Linked DNA regions of Mus musculus: regions 1 and 2 are each linked to region 3. The links are chromatin loops, found by intact Hi-C in ENCODE. Cell type or tissue: left cerebral cortex. All regions are shown on one strand.

The links. Hi-C counts contacts between places; a loop is a spot of excess contacts. Peaks named below come from ENCODE experiments on the same cell type or tissue, not always from the same donor. Only the 100,000 strongest peaks of a DNase experiment are listed, where the experiment ranks them.
Region 1: it touches region 3 in a loop (4-fold over the local background); 13 of 42 quality-filtered maps call a loop at or near these places.
Region 2: a loop joins it to region 3, with 3 times the contacts of the local background. A loop is called at or near these places in 14 of 42 quality-filtered maps.

The regions. Positions count from the first base shown.
Region 1 is chrX:12,153,708-12,161,707 of GRCm38, reverse strand. It overlaps a transcript of Bcor not described here. Among named protein-coding and RNA genes, the nearest start is that of Gm46687, 65 kb to the right of the region's middle. In left cerebral cortex, a CTCF peak has its summit at 5,666; DNase peaks (open chromatin) are centred at 3,408, 3,932, 5,145, 5,701 and 7 more places; H3K4me3 peaks cover 2,921 bases; H3K27ac peaks cover 3,141 bases.
Region 2 is chrX:11,802,814-11,810,813 of GRCm38, reverse strand. No RefSeq gene overlaps it. Among named protein-coding and RNA genes, the nearest start is that of Gm26314, 44 kb to the left of the region's middle. In left cerebral cortex, no CTCF peak of the experiment used is centred here; DNase peaks (open chromatin) are centred at 1,714, 3,297 and 3,754; H3K4me3 peaks cover 1,087 bases; H3K27ac peaks cover 965 bases.
Region 3 is chrX:12,073,519-12,081,518 of GRCm38, reverse strand. Bcor (BCL6 interacting corepressor) reads left to right here and starts at 966. Exons shown (of 15, transcript NM_029510.3): 1 at 966-1,701. In left cerebral cortex, a CTCF peak has its summit at 287; DNase peaks (open chromatin) are centred at 2,720, 3,329, 3,524, 4,256 and 4 more places; H3K4me3 peaks cover 4,915 bases; H3K27ac peaks cover 3,504 bases.

The DNA.
Region 1 (8,000 bases), 80 kb before region 3:
GGCACCAGCACTCGAGTGCACATAAACACACAGACACACACACACACACAATTTTAAAAGTAGTAAAATGATTCTAAAAACAAAACAAAAACAAAAAAACAAAAACCCAAGCACACTGCCCAGAGGGGTAGTCCATGCCTATTTGTAATCCCAGCAGTGAGGATAGTGAGGCAGGAGGGTTGCCATGGGTTCCAGACCTGCCCGGGGCTACCTACATATAGAGTGAGGCAGCCTCATAAAACCAAAAACTAGCCACAGAACTGCAACACTTAAGTGGATTCCCCAGCTCCGCCCCTACTAGAAGGGAGGTCAATGAATCTTGTTTAGCCTGTCTCTCAGCATGGAGTATCTATACAGGAAATAATAAGGGGTGTCTGTGTGTCTGTGTGTGTGTCTGTGTGTGTGTGTGTGTGTGTGTGTGTGTGTGTGAGAGAGAGAGAGAGAGAGAGAGAGAGAGAGAGAGAGAGAGAGAAAGATCAAGCAGCAGCAGTTTTTTAAAATGTGCCTTCAATTGCTTGCAGGGATGACTGACTAGGGTAGAGGTGGAGGCAAGGGTAGGGATGGGAGGTTAATATATGTTTGAATAAGGTTTCCTGTTATCTGGAAACATTCAAAAAGAGAGACAAAAGAAAGACAGAAAAAGAAAACTAGAAAGCAGGAAAAGCTATAGGTTGTATTCAACCAAGACAATCCTCTTCGGGTGAACAATGGTTAGCGCTTTCTGTAAACTTACTTGCCACTTGTCAATCATTTGTTCAGACACTCATTTTCTACATACTATATGCTAACCACAGTACTCTATGCAAATATATGGGCATCAACTGAACGCCAGGTTTTCCAGATGTATCTGTTCTTTGGACAAGGTGACTGCTGCTACAGGCTGTTTAACCAACCTACCTACACTTTGAGAGACTTGGGTTCACATTCTCACATAACTTGCAGGGCAATTGAACCAGCGATATAATTACTTTTCTCTGTGCCTCAGTTTCCCGCTCTGCCAACCAAGGCCCTACCTAGCACAGAGCATGAGAGTGAGAGGCATCAGTATTAGCACAGTTCTCTCACCCCAGGACTCCCCGGTCCACAGACCCCTGCTTGGTGCTATTTCTGAAGCTGGCCAGGCAGGCCCTCTGCCGCTGACCCTGGAAATCGGGTCACGGTAGACAAGGCGGAGTGTGCAGAGGGAGGGGTCCTTTGCGCGCGGCTACTCGGGTTTCCCCAGGGCCGCCGGATAGTCTCCAAACTCACTTCGGAGAAAGGGAAAGAGCGTGAAGTGGCTCTTTCGATCTGAGACACCCCCTCCCGGAGACATCACCCCCTCCTCCCAGCCAGGCGCGGAGTGAAATCTTAGAAGCCGAGGCTGCTGGGTTTGAACGGAATGCCGGAGTCGGTGGAACTCGGAGCTAGTCCCCCCCGAAGGTCAGAGAGTTGTTTTGAGTTCTCGTACCCGGAAGGGGGGGGGGGCAGGGAGGAGAGGACGCCAGGGCCCGAGAGACCCCGCGTCAGAGCAGAAATTGTGCTCCGGAACAGGCAGCTCAGCGGAAGCCGCGACGGGGGCGGGTCACGTGCGGCGGTGGCCGTGCAGCTGCCCGGGGAGCCGGGCTAAGACAAGGGCCCGGCGGGGCGAGGGTGGCGCGGGGCGGCGGCTTTCACAGCCCAAGGTGGAAGCCCGGTAGTCGGAGCTCCGGGAACGTGGGGAACCCGGAGCTCGAGCCCCGGAGGCGAGCGCGTTATGCAGGGGGTGGTGTGGGAGTCAGGGCGCTCCGAGCTCCGCGTGGTGCGGCGCGGGCGAGAGGAGGACGATGGCGGGGGGGGGCAGTTGGGGGGCAGAGGGACGCCAGCGGGGCTCCCTCCTAGCAAGAGCTTGATCCACGCGGAGATTGCGGGAGTGGCTGAGACCCGAACAGGGAGGCGCCGCTCTTGCAGTCATCGGCCTTGTTTTCTTCTCTGAGGCAAATCCCGGAACGGCTGGAACAGCCATCCTTGCCTGAGTCCCAGGGGCGCCCCCACTACGCTTGGGGGAGGGTGCATCCTGCAGGGTACCCCAGTCCGAGGGCGACAGAGGTGGCTTAGCAAGATGTGAGTCAGTGGCGCGCACGAATTCACACCCTTCCCCGGGGGGGGGGGGGGGAGAGAGAGAGAGAGAGAGAGAGAGAGAGAGAGAGAGAGAGAGAGAGAGCGAGCTAGCCACTTTGGGCCTCCTCGGGAGTGTTATGGGGGTTGATGGGGGATACTGGAGAGAAACCACCTGCACCACTGAAGCCTGTGATGGCTTCGCGGCCGGGTGGATTGGGCCGTACACGTGCACAAAGTGGCGCGTAATACTCTTGCGTGGGAGGGTTAGGGACACAAACTTGGTCACCTGCCAAGAACCCTTAGGAACTTTGGTGTCGCTCTCAGCCTCCAGTGCCCTGGAATATACTCCTCTTTCTAGGGGAGTCCACGATGCTCAGATCTGAGGCTTGGAAAGAGTGTAGTAGTGTGGGCTAGCCTGGGACGAGAAAGCCACCCCCGTTCCTCTCACGAAGGCACAGAACAGTTGTCTTGCAAAGTTTCCTGTACTCCTCCCCACACAGCCCAGTTGAGGAAGGGTGGCTCTTCCGGAGGTGAGGGAGGAGGGAATAGTCTCGAAGCTAGGACTGGTGCATTAGTTCCTTTAACTATGACCCTGGAGCGCGAGGGACACCCGGGTCCCCGCGTGTTGGTGTTCCTTCCAGACACTACACCTCAGGCCACTGTAGCGTCTGTTTATGGTTGCGACAGCGGGTGCTGAGCAATGTCTGGGACAACAAGAGACGCCATTTGCATCCCCCCCCCGCACCCCTGCAGGTTGGCAGGGGCGGGGGTGTCGCCCTGCACGGAAGCGCATTTCTGGCAGTGACACTGATTAGATGCCGTGCCGCTACGTGCACGGAATCGGGGTGGGCCTTCATCACTCCTGTTCGCCACTCACTCTTCTGGTGGGAAAGTTGTGGGTTCCCCCCCACCCTTCCCTCTCGCCGCACAGCTGCTGTCTCCGGGGGCGGAATTAGGAGACCGTGTTAGCTCAGCCAGGAGAGAGAGGATCTCGCCGGCCTCGGAAAGCCGCCGGGCCCGGGCCTCGAAAATCCAGCCCTGGCTTTGCGTCGAGCTGCCGAGTGCGGCGCTTACGCGCCCGGCCAGCCGAGGCCTGGTTTCCATCTGCCCCCTTCGCCTCCGTGTTAAGTTCGCCGGGGAAAACCCAACGATCCGTGCAAAGCCCCTCGGAAGAGCGCTACCCCCACCCCAGCCTGATCCTGACCGATGGAAAAAATGACAGTATAGGTCAGAACAGGCTGCCCGGGAGTATTAATGTGGCTGTCTCTGTTCCCGGTGCTAGGGGAGGATGGGCGCCTCGCCAGGAAACCGCCGGGGGAGGAGCCATGAGGGCCGCCTGCCCCTCTTGAGGCTAGAAAACGTGGATTCTCACAGGGACCAAACAAATGTGGTTAGACAGCTACGGGAACTTATCCCAGTTAAATATGGATCCATCGTGTGTATTTCAAGCGACATTCCCTCCCCCACAATCAAATACACTGATTCAGTTAAAAATAAGACGAAAACAGGTTAGTCTGTAGATGCGAACCTTGCTGTCTACTTATCATGAGACATGTCTTCTGGAGGTTCTGACCTGAACCCAATCATCTTGGTACAATGTGTCCTAAGGTAAAAGAGTCCCCGTTACGCTGCACCTTCGAGAAATCTTTGATTAATAGAACTCGAAGAGACTATTTTAGTTGTAGTTTCTACTTGATGCTGCTTACTCTTCCTTGCACACTCCTGCAAGGTTGTTTGTACTTAGCTCTTACAACCCACGTTTCTCTCTTGCCTTTCTTTTCCTGAGTACGTGCCGGGTGCGGGCAGGAGGAGGCCACAGAACTATGCTGCTGCCAAGGCCGCCGCCCTCGGACTCTCACTTGCGCACCACGCGGCCTCCGAGGAGGGGAGATGTGAACTCTCCGGGTGGCGCTCGAGAACTGGAATTCTGCTTTGAGTCTGAGGAATTTGTTTCAGAGGCAGATCAGTCACAGCTTGGAGGGGGCGGGGGTAGATAGAGACTGTACAGGGCAAGCTCCAGAGGTGACCCAGGCTCTAAGGAGCGAACCGTAGAAGCGTCTGTGTTCTTTGTCTTTCGCGGGGCTGGCAGCCTGGCATTCACAGCTCAGATAAGGATCTACTAAGAGCCACAGCCCATCGCCAGCACATTTAAGTGATTAGTCTACCGCCGGTAGCCACTTAGGAGAAATGTCTTGTCTTTGAGAAAGAAAAAAAAAAAGCGGCCTCATGTTATGAGTTGTATTGGACCCTTCAGACCCTTCTTTGCTGCCTGCACACATCTCCCTACCGTGCCAGACAGTAAGGAGAGCCTTTCCTAGATAGGAATCTGACCAATCCTGTTCACATGAACATTATTTATATTTGGGTGTCAGTAAAATGTAGTCCACTAATGGCAGAGGACTTTCCTTTCACCCAGCCTCACCAAGAACGAGGTAGCTTGGAATCGCGTCTTGAAAAATCACCTTGAACAAAGGTGGGCTAGGAGAGTATTTCTGAAAGACCCCTGCTGTGTCCTTCAAGACCGCGGGGAGAGTGTAAAGATGCGGTGTCTGATCCCTGCCTGGAACTTGACAGTAATCCAAACGAAATGAATGCCAGCAGAGAGCCCAGTCCCCAGGCTTGGCTAGCTCTTCCTTACAGTTCTAGCACTCGGGAAACTGAAGCAGAGGATTGCCTTAAAGCCCAGGCCCACCTGGGATCCAGCGTGAGACTGTAAGGGCTGGGGGAAGCTACTCTTTCACACCACCAAGTCAGGCCTTTAAGGTTAAGGAGTCAAGAGATAGTTTGAGGCCATTTTTGCTTTAACTATCTTGTGGACAAAAACAGTGAACGTACTCTCCACTTTGCCCAAACATGCCTCCCGAGAGACCTGGGGTAACTTTAACTTCGGGGGAGAGTGCCCCCCCCCCCTTTACCCATAGGAAGGGAATACAATAATACCCTAGCAAGCATATGTGGCACTGGCGTGGTCTACACACAGGAAGCCTATTCTCCTCTGACCAACTCTATTATGAGGTGGACACTAAGACTGCTTTCCTTGCCTTAATTGTGTCGCCCCTGGGGTCCAGAACTGTTAAGCAGCTTGCCCAAAGCCCTAAGAGGGCCGTGTGGCCTCTCCCACGCTGTAGCCTGTGTGATTTAAGGGTTTTCCCCCCCTAAGGGAAAAAACCTCCCTCCCAACCCTCCCAAAATTTTGTGGCTTAAGATGCCCAACATCTTTGGCTGCCCCCCCCCCCCCGCCGGCGCAAGGAAAACTCCAGACTTAGGTAACAGAATCTACTGTGACTCGTGACTCTGCAGCACAGAAAGGGCCAAGGGAGACAGTGCAAAGGCCCCTAGCCCACCTAGCCGCATAGCATCCGGCAGTCACGTCCGCCGGAGGTGACTAGGGCCTGGGGGTAGCCGATTGCTCAGGAACTCCTTATCGCCTATCTTCAGTGGTCCTGTGAGGCTTAGGTAAACGGCCACCCGCGGTGGTGACTGGTTCGTGCAGGTCCCCCGTCTCCAGGCGCGCCCCTAGGCTCCTCCGGTGGGTCTGGCTAGATGCCCAGTGGCGCCTCCAGAAGCTCCGGTCTTCTCTCCACTTGAGGCGCCAGCCCTGAGCTAAGCTCCCCTGCTTGGAGCTGGAGAGCCCAGTTGGGACGGCTGGATCCGGTTGTTTGCCCTCAATCCAGCCCGATTACCACCAGCTCCCTATTCCCCCGAGCGCGCGCACAAACACGCTTTCCAAGCGCGCTCCAGGCCTCCACTTTCCCTTCCTCTTCCTGGCTCGCTCTGGTGCTTCGAAAGCTCGCGGCGATTGTTTGCTTCGAAGAGTCCAGGTGGGGAAGGCTGTGCCCCTCCCCCCCCCCCCCAGCCCGCATAAGTGCACACGCTGTTAAAGCCTGGGGCGCACAGCCAGGCCTATGGACTCCCTTGTCCCCCGAGAAGTGGCAGCTGCTAGAGAGGATCGATTCTACCCGTGCTTCCGAGAGACACAGGAGTAAAAATAGGAGACCTTAGCCTGTGTCTGAATTTGGGGACGGGAGAGTAAATCCTATCTCCCAAGAGGACTAGTAGGTTTGCACCGCACAGCTTATGTGGACCACAGTGTGACATCCCTACGTGTTCTGGAGAGGCTGAGCGGCCTAGGCGCACTTGGGGGCTTAGTGGTTTGGGGACCCTGGGAGAGACTGTCAGAGGGGGGGCGGAGCAGGAGTCCTCACTCCTCAAGGCAGAACACCTTTTTTGGAACCTTGAAACCCAGGGGAGCCGCTGCCATCTTCCAGTCGCGAGTCGCTCCTGAATGTTTCTTTAAGGCTCCTTCCCGGGTCGCGGCTCTCTCGCTTTCCACAGGCTAGAAAGATAAAGTCAGGGCCGGGGGTTGGGGTGGGGGACTGGCTCACACAACTGTGCTCTCGACTTTGCCTACCAAGTTCACTGTGGTCCCAGAGTGTACCCCTCCTCCCCAGGCCACACCTCGATGGGGGCCTGTCCTGTTTCCTTCCTCGTTGGTTCAAATCTCGAGTTTCATGGAGAGAGGGCACATTATATTGCCAAAGTCACTAAGTGTCCCCCCCCCCCCAAAGTCCCATAAGGATAACCTAAACACAGGATTCCCACACCCCGGGCTGATCCTTCCTCGCCTCCTGGGATTAACTGGACTCACAGGTCCATAAAACACTTCCGGCGGGGCCAGAGGGTCTGTCTGCAGAAACACTTTAAAATAGCCCTCCGTGGCCGGGAGTCGGAATTGACACAGACAATTCCTGTTTTTTTTTTTTTTTAGGCTATGAAGGGAAATCGTCTGAAGCGGGGGGGGGGGGGGGGTAGGGTAGGCAGCTTCCAGAAAACAAACCAAACCAAAACAAAAACGATGCACCATTTTAACCAAATGACACTGATTCAGGGTAGCATGGGTATTCAACGGGAGCAGACAGGTTGCACCTGGCTTCTGACCACACTTCAATGATGAACACAAACACTTTGAAACTTGGGGGCTAGTAGAGGCAGCCTCCCCCTCTGTGAGAGTTAACACTACCTCTGCCCTCCTTAAGTAGATTGAAGAGGCTGGAAGTATTAAAGTGCTTTGCAAAGGCAGCTTGGCCCGTCCATTTCGCTGTGGTCAGGGTCTCTCCCACACATGGAAGGCACCAGAGCTTTGTTAATTAAGAAGTAGAACTAAGACCACCCCCCCCCCATCCCTGCAAGGCTATGGAAGATACAGTCAAGCCCAAAGCACGTTCAGACCAGGAATCCCCACCCCTTTCTTTTACATCACTTCGAATTAAGTTTCTGAAGAATGGGCGAATCTTTGGAATGCTCTAAGAAAAATTCACCATTAAAATTCGAGGTTAATGAGAACGAAAATAGTCCTTTAAAATGGATTAAACCACATTTTAAGACAAGAACCGGAAGAATATAAATTCAAAGTAGCTTCTTGGCCTTGTCCCCCTAATGTAGGTCTGGAGAGCAGATGCTGGTAGATAGCCCACCCACCACACACACACACACACACACACACACACACACACATACACACACACAATCTGGGACCGGGAAGTAGGACTTGACAGATTTGAACAGCAAGGTGATGTAGGTCTGCTGGGCGAAGACCAGGAAGCTAGGCAACGACTTGGCTTAAAATGAATATGAAAAGAAAGACTTAGGCCTGCTGGTGTTTCCTGGAGGCCTAGAACTACTCAGAATGGGGAGGTGAGGGGTGCTCTGTAATCTTCCCTGAAGGATTCAAGCAATCCTACTGGCCTGGGGTGGTGGCCAGGTGCAAAAGGGATAAAGGCCTAGGCAGAGCTTTAACCCAACCTCTCTAATTTGGCGCGGGGTGGGGTTAGAGGTGATGTAGTGGAGAGTCTCTGCTTGAGCTCCACGGGCCTCCCTCTCACTTCCTTGGCTACGCGCGGCCTCTGGCTAGGACTAACCAGCCT
Region 2 (8,000 bases), 270 kb after region 3:
TCCTGGGACTCATCGTCATAGTGTCTCTCGTCAAAGTGTCACTTGCCAGGCGCAGCTCTAGCTCAGCACAACTCACCCCCTCTTCTAGCTTGCTCCTCCCTGGCTCCCACAGTAAGAAAGGCCTCAGAGGGGAACAAGCACTGCTGAGTTTGCAAGCAGGTGCTGCCTGTCTTGTCCTTGGCAATCCCTTGGCCTGGACCCAGAACCCTAATCAGCCACGGGTCTGATGAAAGACCACTTACACGGTTGAGGTGTCCACCCAAAGAACTTGGGGTCAGTCTCACCTTGGCTGAGGTTTTGGTGTCCTCAGGTCAAAGCCACAGCAATTCCTGGAGTTCTGTGTTTTCCCCTTTCTTTAGACATACCCTTCCCCCAAATGAAGAAAAGGGTTAGTAGGACAAAGGTGAGGGGGGGCGGGCAGCAGTAGGTAGGGAAAGTAACCTGAGGGTAATGGGTCTCAGCAGGCAGTTGAGAGATCAACTACTGCACTCTCTACCCAACAGGGCCAAGATTTGCAGGGTAACTGCCTGCGGTGGTAGCTAAAAGAGGTGGGTTACTCTACCCTCAGCTTGCCTCTAGCCCAGGTATCTTCTTTGGAAGCAGCCAATCTGAGCTGGTTACCTAGGCCATGTTTATGTTTTCTATTCAAGGTCCTTGGGCTGCCAACACCAGTTTCTTGAACCAGGAGAAAGTACTCAAGTCATCTAGAGAGTCAGAGAACAAAACCCATCTCTTTCTTTGGGCGTCTGGAATAGGCATTCCGTTGATAGGAGATGAGGCTGTCCTGGAGAGGGGCATTTAGTGGCCAGGGCACTAGCTCATCAGGGGAATCAGCTTGTTCCAGTTGCTGTGGAAACTAAGGTGCTTGGAGAAATCAGGTTGAGATCACTCCACTGGACACCAAATTGAAATATCAATCTCTTTTCTCCTAATGTGGGGTTTGCATGGCCTTCACGTGTGCATGTACATCTCACAAAGCTACAGAGACAGACGTAGTAAGTCCTGGAGGACTCTAGGGGTCTCCTGGTCCATCCCATCCACCTCTGTGTGCCTTGATACTGTCTTTAGGACACTGTCATCTCAACCAGCCCCTAGTGAGTCACCACAAGGGATCAAGAGCCTGAATTTTGTGGTCACACATAGTTAGGCCCGAGTTTGTGTCCATCAAGGCCTAGTTGCAAGGTCTTGTGCAAGTCACTTGGTCTTTAACACCCTCCCCCATTCTCATCTGGTAGCTTTGCGGGGGATGAGACAGTGTGTGGCTGAGAGGGCTTCAGAGTGGATTCACTATGGTGAAAGGAGTCGGTTTCTCTGCCTGTGTCAGTTGGATCCTCCAGGAATTAGATGAAAGGAGGTCCCAGGGACATAGGTGGGAAATACCAGGAGAGCTTAGCCAGTGAAGAAATGGCTAGCCACAAAGGACAGCGCTCCCTACATGCAGTGGGGAGGCTTGGCCTAAAGGCTGAGACAAAGCCTTTAGGCTCTAGAGCTGGAAGTTGTCAGCTACTTGGCCTTTCTCATGGGAAGCTCTCTCTGGATGGTCTGAGGAGGGGGCCTCTGTGGCTGATTCAGCCCTTCTGAATCCCTCCTTATGGAGTTCTCCTTGAAAGTCAGCATGTGTGCTGCTGTGGAGTGACTGCTGATCCGTGATTCGTGCTTCGTGATTCCTCCCTGGCATACAAGCGCTACAGCTCCAATTTCAGAGAACTTGCCAGAATGGCCCCTCTGCTTTCCAAGCCTACTCCACGGCAGGCTGCGCCACCCAAGTTCAAGTTGAGGTGAAAAAGACGTCCCCATTCAGGGGATAGTGGCAACGTTCTGGAAAAGCAGAGACCCAAGAGACACTGCTGTGCCTGTATTCTGGGAAAAGCAATGTGCTACCAGGAAGCAAAGGAAGAAGTTAGGCCAGTTCAGACTCCTTCTGTCTGTTGATGCAACTAAAACTTTATTGAGTGCCTACTGTGTTCCAGGCTGCCTTAAACACTGAGGATAGAGGATAGATACAAATCCTATACGTTGTAGAGATTATGTAGTATCAGGGAGAAGACTGGCAATACACAATCAAGTAAGTGCTTATTGTGCCAGGAAGTAACTGGTGTGAATGAATGGGTGAAGAAGTGATGGAGGGATCCCCTCCCCGCCACGCCACCCCCCCCCCGCCCCCCCGCTGTCCGTATCTGGAAAGGTCTGTAAACTGCTGGGAAGAGTAAGCAGGCTTAGCTATTAAAACTGTACCCCAGGGATCTAGCTTGTGGGTCTGGGTGAGCTTCTGCTAGGTGTAGAATAGAAGGCTTGTTTCCCAGGCTGAGTCCTTGGCCAAGGTCACCAGCTTGTTAGTGTCAGTATGGGAACAGGACCTGCAAAACCACAAGTTTGTTTGATCCTTCACCTCCCAAAGACCTGTCTGGCCTCTGCCCCTCCACAAAGCTGAAGGGTTCGAATTAGAGTGGGTTTGAGTTTTGGTGCCCGAGAGGGCCCAGGAAGGAAAGAACTTGGGGATGTGATTGGACTCAAGGAAACTCTTCCTGGACCAGTCTGCCCAAGCACTCAGAGGCAGCTCTGTTTCTGGCTTTCCTCCAGGTCTAGGACTGGAGGTGGAGGTGTGGTGACCAAGAGGGGATGAAGGGGGTGGTAATCTAGGGCCAGTAGGCTCCCTACATTATCCCTCTAGTCCTCCCTGGCTGCTAAGCTGGCAGGCGCATGGGAGGGCAGAAGAGGATAGTGTCCAGGAAGGTGGAGGACACTCAAGTGGCGATTGAAGAAAGGCAGAAGAGTGCATGGAGAGGGGAGCTGGGGCTCCGGGTCCCGGAAGGGGCAAGGGAATGGAATGTTCAGAGGTGGCGGGTGGTGGGTGAGGGCATTTGGGGAGTTAGTTTCGAGACAGGGAGCAAGGCCGAGGCGGCTCAAGGTGAGGGGGCGGGAGATTGGGGGGCCCCTGCAGCATCTCGGACCACAAAGGGCCGGGGAGCTCAGGCCCGCGGTGTTAGCAAGCCGTATCGATCGAGGGGCGGGCGCAGCGAGCGCGCCGAGAGCGGCTCCATCCATTAGGGCCGCTGTTCGCCTCCAATTAGAAAAAAAAAATCATTACTCAGCAGCCAGCAGCGGCCTGCGCGCCGCCCGGGACCGCCCGCGAGCGAGCCAGCCAGCGAGGGAGCGGCGGCCTCCCCCGCCCGCGCTCCCCACCCCCCTCCCCCGGCGCCCCGCCTTCCGCGGCCCTAATGACAACTATTAGAACTGCCTCCCCGCACCCACCGCCTGGCGAGCACAAAAGCGCCAGATTCATTTGGTAATCGGGGTAATTACAGCGGGGCGCGGGGGCGCACGCGGCGATGGCGGGCGCGCTGGCGGAATGCTAAGGGGCCCGGCGCGTCGCCCGTCCCCACCCCGCAGCCCTCCCTGACTGGCCTGGAGCCCCGGCAGCTCTCGGTGCCACAACTATCAGAGCCCGAGCCCTTTTCCCGCTGCAGTCGCCGGAAGGGGGGTTCCGATCGGCAGACAACGCAGAGCTGTCACCCCCCTCCTTCCCCAGTCCCCCGCAGTCCCCGGCTGCCCTCGCCAGCGGTTTCCACCGCAAGGCCTGCGGCGTCCGGGACAAGATTTGCTGTGTCCAGAAGTCGGAGAACCCCTCCGAGGTCCGGACGCATAATAAATACCATGTGTAATGTATTTACTCTGTTGCCCCCAGTTAATTTACACCCTAGCGCTGCGCCGTCCCGCCCCCGCGCGCACCAGCCTGCCGTTTCTATTTACAGGCGCGAGGCGCTGTACCTCGAGAAGGCTGCCCCCCCCCCCTTTGAGAGCTTTAGGATGGATGCAACGTGTCGTTAAACCTGAAAGGAGCTGTTACTTATCAGTAATGGTGTTTTCCTCAGGCCTTTCCCCTCACCTGCACAGAGACAGGTACCACCTGGGTGGTGCACCAGGACTAGGGTGCCCTAAGGCCCTGGTGGATGTGTCTGTTGGGGGAAGAGGGAGTAAGCATTATGTGGCTCTAGCAGAAGGTAGCTGAGGCATTTTCGAGGGGGGCCCACCCCAGAACTGCAGGGACCTGACTCCTCAGAACAGCCCAGGCAAGAGGCTGCGCCCGGAGGGGACATGTTCCTCCTCCAAAACTGCCTAGAGCAGCAGCTCCTTAGGCTGCCTCTTGGACAATCCCCTCCAGAGGTACGGTTCTTGCAGTAGCAATTGCCTTATCTGGGGTGATTTTCCATCCACCCTTTCTGGGCAGCTGGACCAATCTTCACATACAGGACTTATCTTGTGGAGAAGCAGGGCTCTGTGCTGGAGGCAGGCCTATCGAATGGAATGTTCACTGGGCCTTGTGTGTGTTCTTAATGACCCATAACAACTCTCAGAGGTGAAAAACAAACCCTTACACCCCTTTAACCCTTTCTGTGCCCGTCCCGTTGTGGTCTAGGAGACTTCTCGGTCTTGCTATGGTGTCTTCTACCCCACCGGCTTCTCAAACATTAGTTTGGCTTCTCATTGGTGGAGGTGGTGGTGGTGGTGTGTGTATATGTGTTAGAACTGTGCAAGACCCTGAAGTAGGGAGCTGCAACCCCTGGAAGTAGCATCAAAATTCTGAGTAGGTACACAATTTTCCAAAAGGAGGATTCTTAAAGGGGATCTGAGGCAGCCCCAAAGGTTAAGAACTACCTAGCAGCTGTACCAGCTCTTGCAGGTCCGACCGCTGAGCCTGGCTTCATTACCAGGACGAACAAGGCCATCCCAAAGCAGTTGTGATTAAAACAGTGAGATAATGCTTTAATATTCGTACAGTACAGGCATCTACAAAAATAAATTATTAATGATGTCCAAAATGGCTGTGTGTACGCAGCATGCACGTGCATGAGTTGGTGACTCTCTCTCTCTCTCTCTCTCTCTGTGTGTGTGTGTGTGTGTGTGATTAGAATTATAAGCTTTGCTCTTGGGAAGCTTGTTTGGAACCTCTTCATTTCTCTGCTCCTTAGGACCAAGGGGGATTGATCTGGGGTGTACCCTCTTCTCTGAGAACCAAGCTCCTCCGTTCCTCTGGAGACCCACAGCCTCTCTTGGGCACTTAGTCATCTATATGGACTCAGTACACCTTTGAGCACTCATCAAACCAAAGGCTCAATCAATGGTCTTGGTCCAGTCTCCTGTCCCTTCTCTACTTACAAATAGAAGGGACTCTAGATTTTCCCCAACTTTAGTCACTGGATTCTTTCTGGTGCTTAACTTGGAAGTACTTGACAACTACTATGATTTAAAAAATAACCACATGTAAAATAAGCCTGAATCTAGGGTATTGAGCAGGCCCCAGAGAGGAGGAGAAATGGGTGGATGCGGTGGTAGGCTCATTCTCTTCCTCTCTAGCTAAGAAAATAAAGCAGGGGAAACTTGGTTGAGGTCCTGAGAGCAAGATTAGAACCAGTGTTCCTCCCTGTGACACCCAGAGTCTTCCCACAATCAAAAGCTGTTCTTAAACACCATGCCCAAAAGCCACTTGAGGAGGAAAGGATTTGTGTCACTTCACAGATCACAGTTCATCACTGAGGAAACTGAGGGCAGGAACCTAGAGGCAGGAACTGAAGCAGAGGTCATGGAGGAATGCTGCTTACAGCTTTGCTCCCCATGCCTTGCTCAACATACTTTCATCAGGACCACCAGCCCAGGGATGACACTTCCATCCACAATCAGCTGGCCTCCACATCAATCGCCAATCAAGGAAAATGTTACACAGGCTTGCCAGTAGACCAACCTGCTGAGGGCGTTTCTCAGTTGAGGTTCCCTCTTCTCAGATGACTCGAGCTTGTGCCAAGTTGACAAGACAACTAGCCAGTTACCCATACCTTCTTCCTTGTATTCTTTGAAGCCATTTTCCCCAGCACATTTCTTATGCGGTTCATTCCATCTTGGGGATTATTCCTAGGGGATTTGAACTGCTCCAATATGTTCTTCTCCATTTTCAGCCAGCCCTTATAGGTACAGGAGTATTCAGAAAATAAGGTGGATCGCTCCTTTGTCCCGTTCCATAAAGTTCTAGGTACAGATGCTCCCTGCAGCCTTATAAGCTACATGGCCAGCCGCCACATTTTGGCAATCATGCTGCCTGTGGCTTGTTTTTATTCTTTTATTCTTGCTATCCTAGGTATAGCAAGGTCCATCTCTGCCCAGGGTCCCTGTGTTCCAGAAGGCTGGCTCTGCGTGGAGACCAGACCTTAACTCTGAGACCCATAATTCTTTCCACCAAGTGCTTTGGGCAACTCCTACAAATCAGTACGCTGACTCCCCAGATAGACTGCGAAAGATGCTTTGGACAGGATGGTGGACCAGGACTGGTCAAGGCAAAATCAGATCCAAAGAAGGCAAATGGAGCAGGAAAGGCATAATTGGGAAACAAAGGCACTGCTAGAGCCCTGCCTGCTCCAGGAAAGGCAGTCATCTGCCCAAAGACAGATAAAGTGAAGGACTGTTTTTTGAAGGGGAAGGGGCAGAGGTCACTAGCTAGGGGAATGTGTCATCTTTGACATGGGGAGGGTGGTTATTCCAATCTAGAAAGAGAACGCTGGCCAGCTCCCTCCCTAGCCTGGGAGATACAATCCTGGACCCCAGTCCCTGGGGGGAGAAAGACGGGCCCTAAGTTAGTAAGAGTGCAGTAGGGAGGGAAGAGGTATGTTACTGGAGTCTGATGCCCCGTCCACCATTCAAGCTTTTTGAAAAGAGGACACCTTTGCAAATTCACTAGCTGACCTGAGGGACCATGGGACTAAAGCCAGATCTCAGCAGTGGCCCTGGCTGAAGAGCTGTTTCTGGGGCTAATTGGTGTGCCCGCCCATCAAACTTTACAGGCTCCAGGCTGCAGCTCACTGGGCAGGGGGCTGGAGGCCAGAATTTGAGGAAAGTCCTCCCCCCTGCCCCGCCCCCCACCCCCGTTTCTGCCCTAGGGGTACCTACAAAGACTCCGTGGTGTCTGTACACAAACTTGAAGCCTTTATCCCCTCGGAGAGTCCAGCAGGGTTGCCTCCTGCCAGGAGGGTCTGTGCACTAGAGTCTACAAGTTCTAGGGTGGGTGTGGGGAGGAATCTGCCCACATTGCAACCGGCATCCACCCCCTACCCATACCCAGCCAGTTGCTCCCAAAGGAGGATGCAGGAGAAGGAAGGAGCCAGACCTTCTGAAGGTGGGAGTCACAATGCAAGCTCCAATGTGTCACTGCCCAGGGCCCTGGAGACCAAAGACTTGCTCTTCATTCCCCTGCAGCCCATCCCTTCCCGCTCCGCCTTCTCACACTTCCCGCCAGCTGCAAGCAGCTTCTGGTATCTTCTCCCTGGTCTCAAAGCTGGGGGTTGGGGGCAGCTTTGCTTGAGCTGTGCCCCAAGCCTAAAACCCTCTTATCAGACGCCTACTCTCCCCATTTCGCTTTCAGCTTTAAGCTCCAGGAAGTATGGGCAACCCCCACGGTAAACAAAGGCAAACGCTTTCTTTATCTGCAGCCTTTACTATGCTAATGTTCGTTGGGAATCTTCCGGAGTTGGGTGAGGAGGCCCCCAGCTTTCCATAAGTGCTGGGCCACAAAAGGCCTATGCCTACTTTGCTGTCTATTAACCCAGTGTTGGGGGCGGCGGGGGACTGGGGGAATGCTCCTGGGAATAACAGCCCCTTATGACCCCACTTCCACTTCTGGAACCGGTTTGGGATTTAGCCCTGGGAAGAAACCAATCCTGTTCCTTGTTTATAGTTGGCTGCGAAGATCCAAGTGTGGGAGCCTAAAACTAATACAGGTTTTGTGCTTTTATTTTATTTATTTATTTGTTTATTTTAAAGAAAAGTAGTTTGAAGGTACAAATTACTTCCAGAAGGGGATCGTGCAAGGTCCAGACCCTGAAGTTATTAGTATTCAGGTGAAACCTTCACCTGTGCACAGACATCATCATGGGCTCATGGAAAGCTGGGAACAGGCATGTGCAGAGCGACTGGTTAGCTGGGCTTGGACAGTCTCCTCAAACACTTCCATACAG
Region 3 (8,000 bases):
TTTATGGTCCTCCCACCCCCTTGTGTCCCCAAGAGCAGCCCCCCACCTCAACACAATTCCCACACAATTGAAATGTCCGGGGAGCAAGGGCGCGGAACTGCCACTGTTGCGGGTGGTGGTGTTTTCACGTAGCTCTTAGCGCCTTAAGGGGAAGTAGCTCCTCTGGGAAGAAGGGGCGAGGTGCGGTGGGGGTGGACGCCCACGCGCACTCAGGCTCTGCTGGGCTGGCTCTCGGAGGGGACGCTAGGCCGGGAGAGCGCAGCGCTGGTGGCGAGAGGAGGCAGTGGCGCCTGCCGCTGGGGTTTGACAGCTTTGGCTGAGAGGAGTGCGAGGCGCTTTATGGTAATTGCGGTCCTCCACTGGCCTTCTGGGTAGCAAGGGGAGTCTCGGCGCGCGGCAGGGAAAGCCTCCCCCGCCGCCCCGCCGCCCCGCCGCCCCCCATTCTTGGGGCTGGGGATTTGTTGGCCGACCTAGCCGTCGCCGCTGCGGAGTCGGTCTCCAATACCCTAGGACGTGAGCCCTGGCTGGGCGTGAATGCTAACTCGGCCGGAGCTGGGACGGAGAGGACAGAGGGCGGTAGAGTTGGGGGGGGGGTACGAGGACACGACCCGCCACCCAGGTGGTTTGGGGTTCAGATGTGGCGAGGCCCCAATGCACCCGGCTGGGAATCCGTGAGGGCCGGGGAAAGTCGGGCGAACCTTTCCTGGGGAATCACCCCCTCCCGAAACCCCACCGCGGAGGCGCCGCAGCGGAGGGTGAGCGGAGACTGGGGATCTCAAACTTGCGAGAGCTGGAGGCGGCGGCGGCGGCGGGCGGGCGGGCGGCTGTCGCTCGAGCGCTGCGCCTGAGGGGGGAGGGGAGGCGGCTGTTGGGAGGGAGGGAGGGAGGGCGGGCGGAGGGAGGGGGAGGAGGAAGAGGAGGGAACCTGGGAGGGGGGACGCGTTGGGATCGCGGCGTGCGGCAGCAGACGGAGCCTGAGCTCCCAGCGGCAAGGTGAGGCAGAGCTGCGCTCCGGGCCGAACGGCGACCGAGCTCTTCGGCCGAGGGGGAGACGCGCCGGAACCCAGAGCACGACCGAGAGCGGGAGCGAGGCGGGCGGCGGTGGCGGAGGGGGAGCACGCGAGCCGCCGGGCGGAGAGCCCGAGCCGCGCTGTCGCCGCGGAGGGACGACTTGGCCAACACACTCGCTCACACACACTCACACACACACCCAGCCCGAGCGGGCGCTCTCGGCGAACCGTCAACATGGCGCTGGGGCTCTTGCCCGAGCGCGGGCGGCAGCGGCGGCGCGGGAGCTGCTGAGGGTGACAGAGCTCGGGCCAGCTGCGGGAGGAGAGGATCGCGCGGGGCCGTCGCCACCTGCCCTGAAGCTCGCAGCCCGCCCCGCCCCGCCCCACCCCCACGCGGCCCAGAGCCCACCCCTCCGCCGGGCCGACCCCGAGGGCAGCAGAGCGGCTGCAGTCGGCGGCGAGCGAGCGCGGCGCTGGGAGTGGACTGCGGGCACCAGAGGAAGCCAAACTTTGCTGCTCGCTGCGCTTTCCCGGCCGGGCTCCTTCACGTAGCCGCCCTCTCCCGACCCCGCACACATTCACCCAGCCAGCCGCCCCCGGATCTTCCTCGCCGCCTGGACTCCGCTCCGGGGAAAACTTCAAAGCGCCGGATCGCAGGGCTCCCTGCCTACTTCCCGACTGGGGATTTCAGGTCAGTGCCCGGAACACCTTTCCCCGGGGGCCGCGGGCGGGCTGGCGCGCCGGGGACTGCAGCCGACCTCCTCCCTCCGAGGGTTTCTCCTCCGACTTCGGTAGACCCCCGTTGGGAGGCTTAGCTACCTTGCTCGCTTTCGGTTTTACATCAGAGCTGCAAGTTATTAAAAATGCAGCCAACCTAAGCGGCCCCCGCATGGGCACCAGGGAGGGAGGGACTCGACGGAGGACCTGCCGCCTCCCGAGGGGTTGGGAGGATCGGGAGTTGAACGAGTGGAAGTTTGCAGCCTCTGTGTGTCTGCGCGGGAGCGCGGTCGTCGCCGAGCGTCGGGAGTCAGGCGGGGGGGGGGGTGCTGGGCTGGAAGCTGGGAACCTCGTCTCGGCGTTACCTCGCTAGCAGGAAGGGGAGGGCGGCGGGTTCCCGTCTGCTTTCTTTTTCGACTCGGAAAAGAACTGTAAAAACCCCCAGCCGCCGCCGCTTCGTCTGGCCTCTCCTGGGGCCCGGCGGTGCCTCCGAGTGGAACGCCGGCTTGAGCGTGCGCTAGTGTGTGCGGCGGGCGCCTCGGACCGAGCCGAGCTCGACCTGCCGTCGTCGCTCAACTCCGGAGGGGAGTCCCGGGTTTTTCCTTGGCTTGCCCCAAAGCGTGAATCACGTGGAATAACGGGGGCGGGGGGGGGGGCCTACTAGGAAACAGCGGAGAGCCGGAGATTCGGAATGGGCCAGTCCGGCGACCCGTCAGGTCAGATGCATTGTTTTGTAAATGTTCTTTTAAGATTCTAATTCGACCCCCCCCACCTCCATCCCTTCCCTTCGGGAGGCGTCCCAAGGCAGGTTTTAAGTTCGGAGCCTCCTGGAGCCCTTGTAGACTGCTTGTTTAGGGACGGCGTGGGGGAGCGAGCAGAGCCCTCGGCTCTCCGCTTGGCTGTACGGAGCCTGGTGGGAAGCCCCGATGGGCGTGTGAAAGTCTGCGGCCCCGGGAAGTTGGTCCCACTCGGAGGGAGGGCGACGCGGAGGCTCCAGGCGAAGAGGAACTCGCGCACCGGGCGCGATCCTCGGCTGAGGCGGGGAGGGCGAGGCGGCACAGGGCCAGCGCTTGAAGCAGGCGGGAGGCTGCGCTACGGAGCCGCCACAAACTCGGGGGCTGCGGGCTGCGGCGAAGAGAGCCTGCTATTTTCGAAGAGAGCCTCCGAGCGCCCTGAACGGAGTAGGGCGGCTCGTGGCACGTGTAGTCCCGGCGGACTTCTGGCTGCCCGGCGGCTCAATGGAACACGTACCCACGTCCCGAAGACGACCGAACCTGTCCCCTTGTAGGCCGAGGCCGAGCCAGGCTTAATTTGCTGTTAATGAATCTTTTCCAGAAAGTCTGCGACCTCCAGCTAGACTCTGAATACCCGCGCGCGAAGACGCGCGCCGCCGGCGTCTAAAGGGTGGGGGTTGGGGGAATAGAAAAGCGAAGAAGGAACTGGAGGAGGGTTATGTTTATTTAAAAACAAACCTTAAAAAGAAACCAGCGCGCCTCAAATAGGTATTCGTCCTGCCTGGTTGCGTCTAGACTAGACAGACCGGGGTTTTAACTGTAACCCCCTCCCTGCGCACCCTTATTGAGAGAATGCTAGGGATGAGTACTGCTATTTGGTTCTAAGGTTAGTTCCTTGGACGGAAAAAAAATACTTTAAAATGGACCGGGAGGAAAAAAAATGAGGAAATAGCCCACCCCAGAAGGTGGTGGGTGGTGAGCAGACAGACTTGGGTATTTCTAGCCATCTGACACTTCTGTGGCATTGGAAACGGACACCACCACCGGGAGAGACCGACCTGTACACGGTACTGGATTTTGCTAACAGAATTGCTTGTGTGGAAGGTATTTCAATTGTCGACCTCAGAGACACCTATATGTGGACTCTTGGGGGGAATACTCTCTTCTCGACCTTTCCCACTCCATCCCCGACTAGTTACCTGGTCTGGGTTGCAGTGTCGCCTCTGGTGTTTATTTGGGATTGAATTGTGTCGTGTAGACCTACGCGGAGCCGGGATGATTAATATGCCGTCCAGGTTTAATCTGAGGCTGGCCTTTAGTGTGCGGAGTACACCACCACGTACGCGAATTGCCTGCGGTGGTTAGGGGATCACGCGGGTTTCGGTCACCAGGCGCTGGGCGGGTAGGTCTGGACTGGGGCTCGATCGGCCCCAGCTCTCTCCTTTGAGGCGCTGTCACCAGTAGGTGACTGAGAGTTAATTAGGAAGTGTTCTCTGGATCAATGGGCCGCACAGCTCATTAGCGATTCTTTCCAGCCCTTTGCAGGGCCGGCCTGGCCTCCGCCTCCCACACAGCCCGGGCCCCCGCGGTCCCTGCTGCGGAGAGTGCCGCTGGGAAGTGGGGAGGGGTGGTCAGTGAGGGACAGCGGGCAGGCCAGAACAACTTCGCAGGGCCGTGTGTTGCGTGCGCCGCCGCGAGGTCCCCACAGCCCGCTCTTTCTTCCTGCTCGCGGCCGCCTCCACTGTGTCTTTAACTCGCTCTAGCTCGCTTTGCTGCCTGGCTGCTCCTCCCCGCCTCCCTCGCCTATCTCTTGTTCTCTAAGCACGACGCCTGTGCTCCCCGCCCAGTTTGGGATTAGACAAGATAAAAATAGGACTGCCCAGCGCGCAGAGCTGTGACAGTGCCCGGGTAGCCGGGCTGATGCGAGCGCAAGGGGTAGGGTCTGGGGAAGACTAGCAGGGTGCTCGGGTCGGCCAGATTCTTATTGGACCCTCACCTCCTACCCCGCAGGCGCCGTCACGCTCGCTGGACTCCTTCCGCTGTGAACCGTGCGGGCCAGGGGGACCTGAGCAGGGTCTCCGCGCTCTCGCGGGTGTTGTTGGTGTGCGGGTGATAGATCGGTCTAGACAGGCATGCAGACTCCCTCCCGGCTGAAGGACGGGGGGTGGGGGGCAGTGGAGTCGGCAGCCGACTCCGGAGAGCTGTGAGCTAGCAAGCTAAAGCTAGCCTGCCGACCCAGCAAGCCGGGCTTGCTTGCCGGGTGGAAGGCAGATTGAGGGGGTGTCTCTTAACCCTTTAAGTGCGGTAAATAGTTTAATGGGGGGAGGGACAATGAGTCTTGTAAAAGTGACTTATTAGAGTGGTCTGCGGGGTGGGGGCCTGGGTTCTAGACCCACTCGTGTTTTCCTTTCTCTTCTGTGTGCATCCGCCCATTCTTTCACAAATCGAATGCAGCTGCTCGACAGAGTACTAGCTTGACCTAGTACTCCTGATTCTGGGAACTTTGACCTCAAAATGGGCACCCTCGCCTAAGAATCTGAGTTTCTGAGCAGACTATATAGACCTCTCTGTTTCCAATGGGGACCTGAAGCATGTAGGGGGATACTCAAAGTGAGAGAAGGTCTCTCTGACCCAGACGCCTCCAGATTAAAGCCCCCCCCCCCAGCCTGAGATGCCAGGCCAGCAAATACAGCATGTATGTATTGGTGGCAGAACACAGCATTCCTTGAGTTGTCCATAAATACTTAACCACGAACTTGTGAATAGTTATAATCAGACATGTGGGAGAGACAATCCAAATTGGAGATGGTCTGGACACTTAAAAAAAAATTCTATCATTCGTGTATCGATGACCTAAAATTTACTGCAGCTCACCATAAGTTAGTCTAGTTCTATTCGGGGCTGGATATTGATAGGTAGGTTCCCCTATATAGAATTAACTTATTCCCTCCCTCCTTTCCCCCTTAAAAATGTGTGGCCTAAGGTTCCTCTGTTTACATTTAAACTGCAAAGCCATGCTGGTCAGGCCAGGAAATGAACTTCATTATATGGCTAGCCAAAGAACCTAAGCAGTAGAAAGGGAATCTCAGATTAAGATGTATCTCTGAATGACAAGTGCTGGGACAAATCTAGAGACTTTGGTCCCAATGTCCTAGTAGAAGAGATGCCCAGGAGATAAAGAACTGGACAAGAGCAGAGTAAACACGGGTATGTAAATGTAGACCATGTATAGTGGTATTCTAAAAGAAAAACTGTAGATGTCATGAAACTGGAAAGTGGGGCAGAGTTTCCATGTGTTGCAAAGACAAAACCCATTTAAAGAAGTAAAGAGGGTCACTTGGGAAAGCACAAAAGGCACGCATATGCATACATACCCTGTGCTTAGATACAGGGGCCTAATTACCAAGACCTCCCCTTTGCCTTGAGATGGACTTTTCACTAGTGAGACTGATTGAAAGTAAGAGGGGAGCCAGGGCGTGGTGGCGCACGCCTTTAATCCCAGCACTCAGGAGGCAGAGGCAGGCGGATTTCTGAGTTCGAGGCCAGCCTGGTCTACAAAGTGAGCTCCAGGACAGCCAGGGCTATACAGAGGAACCCTGTCTCCAAAAACCAAAACCAAACCAAACCAAAAACAAAACAAAAAAAGAAAGTAAGACGGGGCAACTCTATTGACACATTCTCGGGGAGATAATGTGTTTGGGCAGTAGAAAATGGCAAAGCAGCCTTCCAAATAGGTGGCTGGCCCTCGGTTAGGATCACTTCTAGTTAGTTCTTGCCCTGCTGGCTAGGTAGCAGGAATCCAAAGAGGCTGGGAGTTCTTGACCTTGGAGAGGTGAGGGAAAAGGCAGCAGTAGTGGCCAGGAGAAAGATGTAAGGGTGTGGTAAATTTGGTGAAGGTGGAGCAAGGCTTGGACTGACAGAGAGAATTGACAGAAGGATGGATGCCCTCTGGGAAGAATAAAGGGAGCGAATGCTTTCATGTTGGTATGCTTTCTTATATATTTTCCCTCCCTGCTGGAAGAGACTCTGCCTGGGACAGCCAGTGCAGGGTGCATTAGCAAGCACCTCGGTGACCCCAGACATGTAAACTCCTGCTAGGGTTTAGTTTGCTCGGGGCACTTGTTTGCCTGGTCCCTCTTTGTCTAAGCCCAGTCAGGAATTCCAGTTTTTATTGGGAAGATCACACTTGGGTAGAGCCCAGGCTGGGTGGGGCAGAGCTGTGCTTTGAGGAAGGCTGGCAGCTTCCTAAAAGGCCCAAATGCTGCCCCAACCCTAACACAGGCCTCAGGAGCAACCAGTGGCCCTTAGAAATGCCACCCTGGTTTCCTCAAGGATTCACTGTTCAGACAACTAGCCAGGCAGGGTCAGGGAATCAAATGTGCCAACCTCTGGGCTGAGTCCACCGCTACAGCTAGGAAGGCCCTTTGTTAGGCCCTAATGTTCTAGGAATCAGATGAAGAGTGTAAATGCAAGTGTGTTTGCTTAGGAGTCTCTTGGGACACTCTGGATCTGGTCTAGAGGGGGGGGTCTCCCCAAATTAGGCGTTGGTTGGCCACCATCAGAGGAACTTGGTCAGTGTTGATGGCCAATGGGATTCTCTCTCTCTCTCTCTCTCTCTCTCTCTCTCTCTCTCTCTCTCTCTCTCTCTCCCCTCCCTCCCTCCCTCCCTCCCTCCCTCTCCCCAGAGTTGGTCTTCCTGCTGAGCCCTAGGTGGTAGGTCTGGGAAAATCCAAATAAGCTGGCACAGGAAGTCCTGTCCACCTCCATGGTAGCCCAACAGAGCTTATCCCTGGGCACTTGGCCTAAGGATGGACCTCCTTAACAGATCCCCAACATGTCCCTCAAGAGGGGACATGTATATTTTGTGGGGTAGCAGTTTTTATGCCCTTCCCGGATATTTCTGAAGGTTCCCATTCCGGGCTGACTGACGCTCAATTCCGTGTGTCCTCAATCCGTATCCGTGTGGTATGGCCCCATTTATTTTTTTTCAGGGAGCAAGTATCACTAGCCAGCACCCACACAGGCTGGGCTCCCCATGATTAGACAAATGGAGAAGTCCACTCCGAGAAGATCCTGACAGCATAAAATATAATTTGTGATCTAAAAGACAGTTTCCAGTATAATCTCATTATGCACCACAGACTCCCGGTGTTATTTTGTGGAAGGCGGACAATGATCAATTTACATTGACCCGGGGCTGGGCGAGCTTTTAGATGGTAATTGCCATATTGATTTGCATGCAAAAAGGAGACCTGCTAAAATTAAAGACCGGAAGCTAAATTAAACTAAATTTATTGTCTAGGTGCAAACCAGGGGAACTATTGGGGGGGAGGGAGGTGAGTCAGGTTAGGTTGCTAGGGGCAGAACAGGTAAGAGGCTAGCTGAGCTTGGGGGGCAATTTACAACTTTCCCGGATAGCTTTGCCTTGATTTCAAAATGTGGGAAAGGGGTCGAGTTTAGGAGAAAGTTATAAAAAGGTACAGTTGCAGTGAAGGCCCTGGGTCTTTTAATGCCAACGGTAACTATAAGGGAGAGGGGA